Linked DNA regions of Homo sapiens: region 2 is linked to region 1. Evidence: chromatin contacts called from ENCODE Hi-C data. All regions are on one chromosome and are shown on one strand. The core of a region is the stretch at or near the end of the contact, and the rest is flanking DNA. Distances in the headings are between cores, read along the strand shown. Region 1 holds the start of DCAF4 (DDB1 and CUL4 associated factor 4). Region 2 holds the start of ERG28 (ergosterol biosynthesis 28 homolog).

The links. Hi-C counts contacts between places; a loop is a spot of excess contacts on that map. Pooled maps may share reads with other maps.
Region 2: a loop to region 1 is called in a map of B cell, with 19 times the contacts of the local background. The contact joins the promoter of ERG28 here to the promoter of DCAF4 in region 1. A Hi-C loop is called at or near these places in 3 of 168 maps with a recorded cell type or tissue (B cell, CD4-positive, alpha-beta T cell and naive thymus-derived CD4-positive, alpha-beta T cell) and 7 of 50 pooled maps.

Annotation. Positions count from the first base shown.
Region 1 is chr14:72,920,028-72,927,713 of GRCh38, forward strand. DCAF4 (DDB1 and CUL4 associated factor 4) reads left to right here and starts at 6,437. Exons shown (of 14, transcript NM_015604.4): 1 at 6,437-6,516. RefSeq lists enhancers at 4,549-5,415, 5,816-5,915, 6,206-6,475, 7,147-7,686 and a silencer at 6,646-6,705.
Region 2 is chr14:75,659,106-75,666,334 of GRCh38, forward strand. It overlaps ERG28 (ergosterol biosynthesis 28 homolog), which reads right to left and starts at 1,771. Exons shown (of 5, transcript NM_007176.4): 1 at 1,670-1,771. It overlaps TTLL5 (tubulin tyrosine ligase like 5), which reads left to right and starts at 2,141. Exons shown (of 32, transcript NM_015072.5): 1 at 2,141-2,282; 2 at 3,950-4,118. The coding sequence starts at 4,045. RefSeq lists a silencer at 1,833-1,882 and an enhancer at 1,993-2,212.

The DNA of each region.
Region 1 (7,686 bases), core at 5,187-7,686:
AAAAAAACATTATTCATAATATACTGTTTAAACACCACAAAAAAGTAATTACCTTAAAGAGCCCTTTTCTGAAACAGAATCCGACTGAGATGATTCAAAAGAACTATTAACAGTTTAGGCAAGATGAAGAGAAATAAGACCACTGGGGCACCCAGGGGCTAGCAAGAGTAGGAAGCTATGACCACCAGGAGGCTCAAAGGAGCAAGGGGAGGAAATGAAATTTCTGGCGCCTGGACCAGGGGCCAGAAAACATTCCCAAGCAGGGAAGGAGCAAGCAAAATCCTCATTTCTCTCTCCACCCACCCACCCACCTATCTACTACTGGTGTCTCTCACTGGTTGAACTCAACTAGAAGGCTGGCAGCAAAGGAGTCTAGGTAATCCATTTTGTAGATATGCACAGAGCAGCCCAAAGAAGGATGAAGAGTAGATGGGGGACAAGGGAGCAAAAAGAGAATAGTCACATCACCTGACCCAAAGTAGCCCCCAGTCACTTCTTATCACATCATCTTGTCTTGTCATTGTACTTACCATTATTTTTATTTTATTTTATTTTATTTTATTTTTTTTTTTTTGAGACAGAGTTTCGCTCTTGTTGCCCAGGTTGGAGTGCAATGGTGCCATCTTGGCTCACTGCAACCTCCACCTCCTGGGTTCAAGCAATTCTCCTGCCTCAGCCTCCCAAGTAGCTGGGATTACAAGCATGTGCCACCACACCCAGCTAATTTTGTATTTTTAGTAGAGATGGAGTTTCTCCATGTTGGTCAGGCTGGTCTCGAACTCCCAGCCTCAGGTGATCCACCTTCCTTGGCCTTCCAAAGTGCTGGGATGACAGGCATGAGCCACCGCACCTGGCCTTTTTATTTTTATTTATCTGTCCCCCTCCCCACTTGAATGTAAGCTCTTTGAAAGGAAGGAATTTGTCTGTCTTATTCAAAATTGTATCCACACATGGAATGTTGGAGCCCAGGAAGACTAGGGAAGGCTTCCTCGTGCGTAAAGGGTACAGGGTTTCCCAGCACAGGTTCCCAGAGCCTGAGTGGGGAAGAAGGACATCTGTATTGGGTAGGGGGTGGGGGCAGAGAGAGGAGATGTCTACCTACAAAGGGATTGATCAAACAAGTAAATAAAAATAATGAGAACCTCACTGCTGGAGAAGGAAGCTACAAATACAGAAAGGGAGAAAACTAGAATCAGCCCTATATGATGGATTGGAATTGGAGATACTGGTGTAAACTCATGGTTTTCAAGATAGGTGGGTAAACTGATAGATGTACAAATAAATATAGATGTCACAGTGAGTGTGGGAGTGTGTGAGTGTGTGTTCCCAACTGTAACCATGAAGAGTGCCTTGGAACAGGGATACCGTAATAGCAATAAGCACACTTAGCATTCAGGTCTTGGCTTCTAAATACCAATTTCTATGACATGGAGATTAAATTCAATTGAATTAAATTGAATGGAGCTGAAGATTAGGTGACAGTGGTATATCAATGTCAATTTTTCAGTTTTGATGGCTATGCTTTGGATACATAGGAGAATGCCTATGTCTGTAAGAAATACAAACTAAAAGTATTCCAGACTGATGACACATCAAGTCAGTGGTTACCCTCAGGAAAAGAAAAAGAAAAATTCTGTAGTTGGAAGTTTTCTATTAGTTTGTGATTGTTTTCAAAAACAATTTTCTTAAAATGTACTTACATTCCCAGCACCTAGAACAGATCTGGCATTCCAAGTGCTCAATAAATATTTGTTGAATTAATAACTGAAAGATATAAACAGTTAGAACAAACACATGCTTAGAAAAAACACATCCAAATATTAACAGTGGTTTTTTTGGAGGGATAGATTTATCACAGGTAATTTGGGTATTTTTTCACTTTGTGCTTTTCTGCTTCTCAAGTTTTCTTAGATTATTATGCATTATTAACTGTTATATTGGTCAGGCTGCTAACCAGCTAAGACTAGTATTTTAGAGGCAAAATCTTGTCCCCAGATTTATGGGTTTCAACATTTTGTGTATTAAGTTATTGGGACCAGATCCTTGGAAACTGCTTGTCTACCCAAGTACACAGAATACGAATATGATCAGTTAATTATTGAGACATGTAACTTCCTGATGTCTAGAATATTCTTGCCCATTACCCACGGCTCCCTCTTTTCCAAAATCATGATAATGGAGTCAGTCATCAGCAGTTTGGTGAATACGTAATCATACAAAGAGGTGTAGAGAATTTTGTTGGGTATTTCATTAGGTTAGCAAAGGAACTAGAGGCTAGGGCGCGATGGTTCACGCCTGTAATTCCAGCACTTTGGGAGGCCAAGGCGGGTGGATCACCTGAGGTCAGGAGTTCAAGACCAGCCTGACTAACATGGTGAAACTCTGGCTGTACTAAAAATACAAAAATTAGCTGGGCGTGGTGGCGGGAGCCTGTAATCCCAGCTATTCGGGAGGCTGAGGCAGGAGAATTACTTGAACCCAGCAAGCAGAGGTTGCAGTGAGCCGAGACGGCGCCATTGCACTCCAGCCTGGGCAACAGAGCAAGACTCCATCTCAAAAAAAAAAAAAAGGAAATGAACTAGGGAATTGTTCTATATCAAGATTTTCAGTGACCAGCCAGATGCAGTGGCTCACGCTTGTAATCCCAGCACTTTGGGAGGCTGAGGCGGGCGGATCACCTGAGTTTGGGAGTTCGAGACCAGCCTGACCAACATGGAGAAACCCCATCTCTACTAAAAACACAAAATTAGCCGGGCGTGGTGGCACATGCCTGTAGTCCCAGCTACTCGGGAGGCTGAGGCAGGAGAATCACTTGAACTCAGGAGGCGAAGGTTGCAGTGAGCCAAGATCATGCCATTGCACTCCAGCTTGGGCAACAAGAGCAAAACTCCATCTCAAAAAAAAAAAAGATTAAGATTTTCAGTGACCAAGACACTCACTTGGATACTACTGAAAAAACACTGAGAAATTCTGATGAAAATGATCCTTTTTCTAGGCCCTGGATGGACTGTTACCCCACAATGGGCATGTTAATTTAATTACATTTCTCTTGCATTGATTTTATTTTGGATTAGTCTCCATGATGTGATTTGACAGGCATCCTAGTTCCTGTGGCAACTTACGTACAAGTCACCTCTTAAAATAGCCAACTCCTGCTGGGTGCAGTGGTTCACGCCTGTAATTCCAATACTTCAGGAGGCTGAGGCAGGAGGATCACTTGAGCCCAGGAGTTTGAGACCAGGCTGGGCAATATAGTAAGACCCTATCTCTATAAGAAAAAAAAGTGTTTTTTTATTTTTTTTTTTTTTATTTTTGAGATGGAGTCTTGCTCTGTTGCCCAGGCTGAAGTGCAGTGGCACGATCTCTGCTCACTGAAAGCTCCGCCTCCTGGGTTCACGCCATTCTCCTGCCTCAGCCTCCCGAGTAGCTGGGACTACAGGCGCCCGCCACCACGCCTGGCTAATTTTTTGTATTTTTAGTAGAGATGGGGTTTCACCATGTTAGCCAGGATGGTCTCGATCTCCTGACCTCATGATCCACCCACCTCTCCCTCCCAAAGTGCTGGGATTACAGGCATGACCCACCACGCCCAGCCTGTTTTTTCTTTTTTTAAAAGGACAACTTCTGCAGTTGATTTAAACAAATGTTGATTTGTTTAAATTAACATTTAAATTTTATATTTTGGGGGATGGGAGGATGTGGGGATGGCTAATGGGTACAAAAACATAGTTTGAAAGAATGAATAAGATCTAGTATTTGAAGGCCGGGTGCAGTGGTTCACGCCTGTAATCCCAGCACTTTGGGAGGCCAAGGCGGGCAGATCACCTGAGGTCAGGATTTCAAGACCAGCCTGGCCAACATGGCAAAAGCCCATCTCTACTAAAAATACAAAAAATTAGCCAGGCATGGTGGAGGGCGCCTGTAATCTCAGCTACTTGGGAGGCTGAGGCAGGAGAATAGCTTGAACCTGGGAGGCAGAGGTTGCAGTGAGCCGAGATCACGCCACTGTACTCCAGCCTGGCAACAGAGTGAGACTCCATCTCAAAACAGACAAAAAATATATATATATTGTTTTAGTCTTTGCCATGTGCCAGATATTTTCCAACCTCTTTCTATAGATTCATTCCTTTTCATTACAACATTTGCCTTGGCTTCAAATTCTGGAGATGAAATGAAAAAATAATTTTTACTTTTGAAGGTAATATACACCATCTAGATACCATGCTACCTTTATAATCGCGGGTGCTTAACCAATGGGCGCTGTGCACCAAGTCCTGGGTGAGGTACTCCATCATCAGCGCTTACTCCTTACAACCTTTCTCAGTAGATGTCTTATCCTCATTCTAATCTGTGAAGAAACTGAGGTTGGAATGCCTCATGACTTGCCCAAGGCCCAGCAAGCTTCATTTGTTCACTGATTTGCAAACATTCTTTAATCTTTCATCTGTGTGTGTTGCAGGTCCCCGAGGTATATCTCATGCCCACGTCACTGTCCCCTCTGTGGACATTCAACAGAGCCTGCTGGCCGGCTGCCAGCCACTCATTGACTCAGCAAGCCCAAGCCAACTCCTCCTGCCACCTTCCTCAAGTGTCCCCTGGCTCTTCAGTGGAAAATCCAGCTTGACTCCTCCCCGAGAGTTAAGTCTGGCCGATTCTCCCTCTGAATTCTGCCTCCCATCTGTACCCCCCTTCCATCCTGGCTACCCCCACCCTGGTTTGGCCCTCACTACCTTTCACAAGGACTGTTGCTGCAATAAGTTCCTTAGGGGTCTCCCAGCTGACTTCCACAATCTTTTCTCCCCAACCCCCTACACGGTGATTTCCCAGAAGCACAGCTCTAGTCCTGTCACTTCCCAACTCTAGAACCCTCAGAGCCTCCCATTGTCTACTTTTTTTTTTCTTGAGACAGGGTCTCACTCTGTCACCCAGGCTGGAGTGCAATGGCGCTATCTCGGCTCACTGCAACCCCCGCCTCCCGGGTTCAAGCAATTCTCCTGCCTCAGCCTCCTGAGTAGCTGGGATTACAGGCGCCCGCCACCACGCCCGGCTAATTTTTTGTATTTTTAGTAGAGTTGGGGGTTTCGCCATGTTGGCCAGGCTGGTCTGGAACTCCTAGCCTCAAGTGATCCACCCGCCTCAACCTCCCAATGTGCTGGGATTTCAGGCGTGAGCCACTGCACCCGGCCTGACTACTCTTTCCCTGGCAATTGCTGCGTCACCAAGCCCCAACCCACCCTGCTGAGTTTTCCTTCCAAGACTCCCCTCCCATCCAGCCGGCTTGAACCGGCCTCCAGTCACGTTGTTTGTTCAGCTAGAATTTTTCTCTGCCTTCTCTTCAAGGCCGCTCAAGCTTCATGAAGCGGTTCTTTATTCTGACTATGCCCACTTCTCTCATTTCCCTCATCACCCGGCCCCGCTCCACATACTGCATTTATCTATAAACTCCTGAGAGCCAGGAGTTTAGCCTGAAATCCTAGCTTCCTGGTTAAGAGCTGAAATGCCTTCGCACGGCGTGCAATGGGTGAACCCCACCGCCTGCTTTCTAACGGGTCCAAGCCGCGGGCAGGGGCCTGTGTTACGGAGCCGCATGACACACCAGGCCTACTGCTGGACCCCAACAAGCCTAGCCTCTGTGAATCCAGCTGTCCTCACAAACTGTCTCTTCGGGACACAAGCCCATCAGAGGCTTCCGTTTTCCTTTCATAAGATCTCATAACCGTCAGCTGATACCTGGGACAGGCACAGCACACATAGGTCATTCTAGAAATATTGGTGGTCTGAACAAACTCTAAGCTGGAGAGGACATGAGAATGATAGATCCGATTCCTTCTCTCAACAGAAGAAATCAAGGCACAGAGAAGGGAAGAGACTCGCCCTAGGTCCCACAGCAAGCAGCAGTACTGGAGCCAACACGGAGGCCCCCCGGTTTCACGGTCAGGGCTCGCTACGCTACACCCTGAACGCAGACCCAGGGCAGCGGCCTCGGCCGCCTGAGGCCACTGCCGAAGACTTCGCCGCCAGTCGTAACATCACGTTACTTCTGTCCCTCGCCTCACAGACTCCTTCGCTCTTTCCACTACAGCGAGAGGACTTCTCCAGGGCCGCATCACCCTGCGGAGGGAGGAAGACACGGTCTCTCACGAAAGGGTCTCCAGACAGTTCCGCTGCTCCGGGAGCAGCCCCCGGCCCCGCCCCCGCGTGCGCCTGGCCCCACCCCCAAGCGCTCCATGACCAGCCTCCACGTGCATCCGCCCCAGACAGGCCAGGCCTGGGAGGAGCCGAAGCCCCACTCCCCGCCTTCTTCATGAGATCGTCCCTATTGACGTCGACAGACAGAAGCCGCGTCCAGTGAGAAGGAAAGAACGGCCGCTATAGCCCTATCGGCTGCTACAACACCAAAACGCATCCACCTAACTGGCTGACGCTACACCTTGGTCTTTCCGGGTCCTTGCACGCTTCGCTCCAACTCCTGCAGAGCTGAGCCGGAGGGGAATCCGGAAGGGACACGCTGAACAGGTAAGACTGTGCTGCCTGGGGTGCCTACTGGCATCGATTCGAGGGCTGCCGCGCTCCCGCTGCAGAGCTCGGGGTGGGAGACAGGCGCGGCGAGGAAGGCCAGGGAAAGGGGCGGGGAGGGGCGGGGAGGAGTGAGCACGTGGAACGCCGGCGCCACCGGGCCTAGGTGGCAGCTGGGCCGGCGCGCTCCGCCCGTTCTGGGGCGCGTGGGGCCCTCCGGCCGGATCAGTGCTGCAACCGTAAACACGCAGGGAGGGCACCCCGAGTGTCGCCGCTGAGGGCGTTTCTCTAAGCGCTTCTCTGAGACCTGCTGCTGAAGGCCCCACCCGACACCTGGCGGGGGCTGGGCTGCGGGCCTTGGGGCGGTGTCCCCTGTGAATGTTCAGGTCAGCATAACAGGTTAGGTGTGGTTGAAGCTTACGAAGTGGCCGGCTCTGTGCTGCCGGCTTCACAGGCGCTAACATTTGCCAGCGCTATGATGTCCTTGTCAGACGCAGAAAGGGGTGCAGTTTGGTTGTCCGTCGGGGTAGCGCACAACTAGCAAGTGATGGGGCCTGGGTTTGGCCCTCGCCTCCACTCTGAGTTGTGAGTTAGCGAGAAAGCCACGCCTCGTGGGCTCCCCGGGGGCTTCAGAAACCATGACGCCTTTCACCATGGTGTTCTACAGGCATTGTCTTGTGACTCCAGCAGCGCAGCCAGAAGCAAAGAAAACTGAGGGGACGGCTTCCTAGAGGAAACAATTCCAAAGTCCCAAACTCTGATTTTAAATAACGATGGAAATTAGAGTCGCGGTGGTGTTCTTTTTTTTTTTTTTTTTTTTTTTTTTTTGAGGCGGAGTCTCGCTGTCGCCCAGGCTGGAGTGCAGTGGCACGATCTCGACTCACTGCAGCCTCCGCCCCCGGGGTTCACGCCATTCTCCTGCCTCAGCTTCCCGCGTAGCTGGGGCTACAGGCGACCACCACCTCGCCCGGCTAATTTTTTGTATTTTTAGTAGAGACGGGGTTTCACCGTGTTAGCCAGGATGGTCTCGATCTCCTGACCTCGTGATCCGCCCGCCTCGGCCTCCCAAAGTGCTGGGATTACAGGCGTGAGCCACCGCGCCCGGCCTGAGGTGGTGTTCTGTGGGTAACCAGGCCTGGGGGTCCTACCAACAGAGGTGGAATCCCTGTT
Region 2 (7,229 bases), core at 521-3,020, 2.7 Mb after region 1:
ATATTTCCATCTTACAGATGAGGGTTGGAACAGAGAGGTTAAACAAGTTTCTTAAGGTCACACAGCAAAGTTGGCAGAGCTGAGATAAGAATCATGGTCTGCTGGACTGCTGCAGTGCTACCTCATTGTTTGAGACTATTTTAATGAAGTTCCCATTTTTTGAGAAAGAAAAGCATACCATATCCACTTTTGTCTTCAAGTTGTATGGAAAATACAATTAGATTACATACTTTTTGTTTTTTAATTTATTATTTATTTATTTATTTTTTTGAGACAGGGTCTTGCTCTGTCACACAGGCTGGAATGCAGTGGCATAGTCATGGCTCATTGCAGCCTTGAAATCAAAGGCTTAAGTGATCCTCCTACCTCAACCTCTCCACTTGGGCTCAACTGATCCACTCACCTTGGCCTCGCCTCCCAAATGCTGGGATTACAGGTGTGAGCTACAGCACCCAGCCTTTTTTTTTTTTTTTTTAAGGCTTAGTTCAACTCTTGTTGAGTAGTAATTTCAGTTAGTCTGATTTAAATAAAACCAAAATAGATAAATAATCTAATAATGGAATGACTTTTTCCCATCCTCATTATTATTTTCTTGGTCCACGGTTTATCTGTTGTCAGGTTAACCTCTTGGGCCTGAAGTGGTAATAAACTAACAGGCTTTCTTTGTCACTTTGGCAATACAAGTTTCGGTATTGTTCTCTGCTACCCAGTGGGACAGATATTAAAGTCAGCAATGGCCCAAGACAGTGTGAAACACCGCCGCCCCCCCCCGCCAACTCCCCGCCCCAAACAAGCAATAAAGAGATCTAGAGAAGGAAGGGTGAATTGATGAGCCCTTCAGGGAGAGCTGGATCACAAAGGTGGTCTCTGTCGAAGATCAGAGAGACTGAGGGTCTACTGGACATCACAGGCCATTATCATTTGGGCCAAGATCCACCCATCCTCTTTATTTTCTCACTCTCTCTCAAGAGGAGACTCCTCCGGGGTTTAGAAAAGCTGCATGGATGCACCTCTCCACTTTTCTGCACAAGTATGCCTTCCATTTCACAGAAGTGTTATCTGTTAGAAATCCCAACAGATAGCTGATGAGGACAGAGCCTGAGCACTTCTGAATTGCTCTGCCAATTTCTCAACCTAATTTCCCTAAAGCTTAAGGGCCTCTTAGAGTGTATACAACATCTATTTCCAAATTTTGTCCTGGCCCTGGCCCAGCCCAGCCAAGCCCAGCCCAGCATAGGTGTGCTGTTAAAACTTAATCAGGAGAAAGGGATTCTTATCCTGGCCCTACCACTTAGTAGCTGTGTGACCCTGGGTAAGTCATTTACACTTTTCAGTCTCGGTTTCCTCATCTGCAAAATGGAGATAGAAATATCAACCCGAAGGGCTATTGTAAGAATTATATGACAAAAAGTGAAGGCTCTTTGTACAGTGCTAGGCTCATAGTGGCTGCTCATTCGCTCATCCATTCCTTCGTTCCTTGAATTCACCAAGCCTTCTCCATCTTCCTAGCTCCCCCTTGTCATCGCCTCTCGAAACCTTTTCCCCCCAAAAGGTTGCCTTCCAGTTATCTTCCTTCCATCCCACCTCCATTTTTCCAGACTCTCCGGATCCTCTCAATCAGAAGCAACACAGACACCTACATCCCTCTTCTCCCCCATATTCTCCTTACCTGGCGACCGGGCCCCCAGCACAGCAGTGGCAGCAGCAGCCGCTGCCGCAAACAAGCTCCCCCAGGACAGCTCCAGCCCGGAGTCCACCTGAGCCATTTGTCCCCGCCCCCTCCCTCAGCCCTGCTCCAGGATTGGGCCGTTTCCGTCAGTACTCTCTCTGATTGGCTGTCCCGGTTTCGCCCGAGCAGGAGATGGGGAGTGAACCCCTTTACTGCCAATCAGCGGTTGCCGCTGCCTAAGCCTCTCCCCAGGTACGCCGCTCACGCCGTAAGCCCTCCTGTTGGACCTAGCGGAACTCCGGGTTTGGAGTCAACCTCTTAGGGGCGGAGAAAAAAACAGCGGAAAAAAAAAAAAAAAAGAAGACTCCCTTCAGCTGAGGGCAGGGCTCTGCGCCCGCGCTGCGCGGCGGTGACGACATTCGCCCGCGTCCGCAGCTGAGCGTTATGAGCGCCTGCGCAGTGGCTCCGAGCGGGCGGTTGCTTGTTGGTTGTTGTAGTAACCGGGGAAGCAGCCGTCGGCGGCTGCCCTGAGCCTTCCTGGGGAAGGAGGAGGGAGGTAGGCGCAGAGCGCGGTCCACGCCTGCTCGCCCCGAACCATGGGAAGATGAGACAGGTAAACGCCTGCGCCCGCGCGCTTCCCTACCCTAGGGAGGAGCATTCCCGGGTCCGGGCTGGCGCCTGCAGCAGGACTTCCCGCTCAGAGCCCGGGAGTAGCTGTTGGCTTCCGGGCGCGCCGCGTTGAATCGCGGCTGCGGGGTCGTCCCGTCCTTCCCGGGGGGAGCATCTGCGGACCTACGTGGGATTGGGGTGAGCTGGGGGTGGGGCTGAGAAGCAGATTCCTTTCGGGAGAGGAGTCTCCTTAGGTGAGTATCTCTACTCTTCTTCCGATAGACCTGTTTCTCCCCGCTCTGCAGGCAGCCTAGGAGAGGTTGGCATCCCTTCCCGTTTGGAGGTTTTGTTTGTTTAAACTTAAAGGGCTTCCCAGCATTTTGGGAAAGATCAAGAAATCCCGTTGAGAATCCCCTGAAGAAAGCCATTGAAGTTGTTAGACATTGCCTATTGCGCCGAAGATCTTTGATCATTATCGGGGTCTGTTTTTTTTTTGTCTTATTTACAGTCTCATCGTATTTATGAATGCATGGAAAAGTTAAGAAGGATTGACAGCAAGTAATTATCGCTGAGTAATTTGGGATTATGGTCATTTAAACATGTTTCTTTTATTTGTAGTTCCTATTTCTTCTTCTGACACACACAACGAACATGTACTTTTTTACTTTAGAAAAAATATTTTAAGTTAGAAATGCAGTGTTGGAAATTTCCTAATTTCATCGTCTATTTGAGAGTCGTACCAAACTTTGTGATTTTTAGGAAGAATAATTTTTAAGAGTGGAAGGGCATTCCTCCCCTCCCCCACCTATTTATATGGACCTTTGATTCAAGAGAATATATTCATCTTTCGGTTCATTGTTGAATTTATTTTACTGGAAACATGATGGCATCTTGTCAGCGTGCTTGTCATAGAGTCTAAATAAATGTTGGCAGGGGTTTTTTGTTGTTTTTTTTTTTTTGAGACGGAGTTCACTCTTGTTGCCCAGGCTGGAGTGCAATGGCGCGATCTTGGCTCACCGCAACCTCCGCCTCCCGGGTTCAAGCGATTCTCCTCCCTCAGCCTCCCGAGTAGCTGGGATTACAGGCATGAGCCAGCACACCCGGCTAATTTTTTGTATTTTTTTTTTTTTTTTTTAGTAAAGACGGGGTTTCTCCATGTTAGTCAGGCTGGTCTCGAACTCCCGACCTCAGGTGATCCGCCCGCCTTGGCCTCCCAAAGTACTGGGATTACAGGCGTGAGCCACCCTGCCCGGCCTGCAAGGGTCTTAAACCTTGAGTTTTTATTTATTTATTTTTAACCCAGGCCAGGTTTGTCTAGCAAGGAATATATGTTTTAGGGAATCAGTCACCTGCCTCAAACTGAGTGAAAGTGAGGAGTCTATCCTTTTGGTGCATATTCGATTTAGTAAATAATGAGAAACTCAAACTTAGTAACAGCTCTTCAAATATATAGAGCACAGACTGTATGTTTGAAAAAAATCTTGATTTTTGTGGCATATTGAGGCACATATTGAGGCACATTCCATATGTTATGGAAAGTAAACTTCTAGAGGTTGAGCACTGTTTAGGAATATAGTCATTTTCATTACTTAGATTATCAGCAATAACCAATAAATAGACAACTGCATTGTGTTTCAGGTCAATTGATCCAATCAAGTTGATTTCTTGCAGGAATCTGTGCCATCCAAATTGCTTGATCCAGTGAATCTGCTAGGAAAGGTCTCTGAGGCCCCCGTCTGCTGACTGCATGACAAACCCTAAAGGAAATGCCAATCGTGATGGCCCGGGACCTGGAGGAAACAGCATCATCCTCAGAGGATGAGGAGGTCATAAGTCAAGAGTAAGTAATAGCAAGCCTGCTTTCAACCTGTGCTTTGTACTCTTTCACTTATATACTCTTATATACTGTTTTACTATATACTCTTCTCTTTTACTTATGTACTCTTTTATCTAGTGTCATTCCTTGGGGATTATCTAACTCTGGTTTTAGCTTCTATCCATAATGTCATTTAAGGTCTTGTTACTCAGTCCCTATCAGCTATGAGAAATGAGATAAGGCTCTCTTTCTGGGCCCATAAGTGAACATCAGCTCTAGATGTTGTAAAATGCAAGTAGTAGCTCTTGGTGAACTCTTGCTCAGAACTCCCAACAGAAGATTTTGAAATGTTTAAGTATTGAAGAAAAGCATGTCCAAACTCTACAACATTAGTTACGTTTGCTAATTTTCTCAAAAGCCTTTACAATGATAAAATGGTGGTAATATAGAGAGGTCAGGTAACTTACCATAGTAACTCTGAGGCAGGATATTAGAGTTCTATAGCCTGTGTTGTGTCCATTGACCCACACTGCTTTCCTGAGTTCTTTTAGTTAAGAGTCCAATTTCATGATTACTGGATCATCACAATAAGAATGAATAATAGCTAGGTGTGTTGGCTTATGCCTGTAATCCCAGCACTTTGGGTAGCCGAGGTGAGCGGATCACCTGAGGTCAGGAGTTCAAGACCAGCCTGGCCAACATGGTGAAACCCCATCTCTACTAAAAAAACAGAAATTAGCTGGGCGTGATGGTGGGTATCTGTAATCTCAGCTACTCGGGAGGCTGAGACAGGAGAATGGCTTGAACCTGGGAGGTGGAGGTTGCAGTGAGCTGAGATCTCACCATTGCACTCCAGCCCGGGCAACAAGAGCAAACCTCCATCTCAAAAAAAAAAAAAAGAATGATAATGATAAATATAGCTACTACAGATGACGATAAAGGCTTTATCTCATCTATATCTTATATCTTTTTAAATCTGAAGGTGTTATTATTTTCACTTTTTTAAACTCAGTCTTATCAGGAAATTTCCTCAGTGACCCATAGAGAGTAAGTGATGCATTGAGATTTGGACTTAGCTTTTCTGGATTTTGATCACTTTGCTCTTTTGCCTCCTTTAATTATTGCTTGACACAGAGTAAAGAGAGAATCTGGTTTAAAGGTAAAATTCATTTTTAAGATTCTCCCTGAGTCCTTTTGGATATGTGTGTGCTATGTAACCTGAAAAATAGAGATAATATCTCCCAGGCTATTTTGTAGGGGTCTGGTTAGACTCAAATAGCATAATGTATGTGAAATTACTTTGTAAGTGCTATACAAATGTAAGGCATTATTTTTACTGGTTTTAATATTGAATTTATGGTGGGCTTCTTGTAAGATACAAGATTACTTGTAATTTGAAAAAAATTGTTGAAGCATTAAGAAAGCTTTGAGGAAACGTTTCTTATCACTGTTAGGTCATAGAAACTAATAGAGATTTGAAAGTATATTTGGGTCATTCTTGTTCAGGATAATTAAATGGATAATTCCCTCTGGTTACTTTCCCTTCTTCTGACTTTTTGCTTTCGGTGTGCTGCCTCTTACCCATTTCATAAAACTTTTAACTTCTGCTGCAAGTATCAGTCTTTCCCTTTTTAAAGGTTGTTCTTTTACTCCATTACTGTCTCTCTTATTAGTGGGTTTACAGATTGGGCCTGACAAATGTTAGATTGAACTATATGAAACTGCCATTTTGGTAGGTCAGAAACAGTCAAATACTGACGATTGCAGATAGTTTGACCTAATATTATAGTAGGTACTTAGTAAATTCTTGCTGACTGAATAACGAAATGAAGGAATAAATGAAGGCTTTATACTTTACATTACCTTAGATCAGAGTTGTTAACTTTTTTATGCCATGGATTCCTTACCAGAATAATGTTTTTAAGGCTTAAAATAAAATACATATTATTACAAAGAGTACTAATTACATTCAAATGCAGTTATTAAAACACATTTGTAACATAGTAATATGTGCTGTTTTACTAATACATTAAATAATAAGATCATTTCAAATCTGGGAAAGTTAAATTTTGTTTTCTAAAGACAACAACATGAAGACTGTTTTTGTTTAGTTTGTGTAAGATCAGTACACTGGGAGGGTGGCCTTTGATTAACAATCATAGGTCGGGGGTACTGGGAAGCAGCATAGATGTCTGGGTCACCAGTGTGAGGTGTCATCATTTAGTGACTGAATGATTATTAGGAGGAGAGTTGCCCAATTGTTGTCCAACCTCATCACACTAGCATTTAGATAGAAAGACCATGATCACATGTGATCTAGGGGTGAGTCTTAAACTACTATAACTTAGAAGTAGTGACAAATGTAATACCTGTAATTGGCCAGGTGCAGTGGCTCACGCCTGTAATCCCAGCACTTTGGGAGGCCGAGGTGGGCAGATCACTTGCAGTCAGGAGTTTGAGACCAGCCTGGCCAATATGGTGAAACCCTGTCTCTACTAAAATACAAAAATTAGCCGGGTGTGGTTGTGGGTAATCCCAGCTACTCGGGAGGCTGAGGCAGGTGAATCGCTTGAACCTGGAAGGCAGAGGTTGCAGTGAGCCGAGATTGTGCCACTGTGCTCCAGCCTGGGAGACAGAGTGAGACTCCGTCTCAAACAAAACAAAACAAAAAAACTGCTGTAATTTTAGATAACGTCAAAGGCACAGATAATGCTAATATTACTATGGTTCGTTGCCTATATTCATAATTAAGAAATACTGAATTTCTAGTAAAAGTTAGTGAAAATAAAGGTGTAATTTTCCCTCTGCTCCCATCCAAATTTATGGACCACTTCCTCCTTTTAGACTCCTACTGTTGATTTTTAACTGTTAATCTTGTTTCATCAGCTTATGTCTTGTCTATCAGACACTTATTTTTTACATTAGGAAGCTTAAATCAATCTTGTTCACACCTGAAGCAGCAGGCTTACATTTTAAAAGTTGATTTAGAAGTTTGAAGGCCATAAATCATCGGAAGATGTTGACTTGATCCAAAGATGTATATCCATGGACATCTGTTAGATCTGCTCAGATCCCTAGGCTGTGTTAAAGTATTAATTCCTTGCAATCGTGGACTTCAGGAATAGAAACTATCCA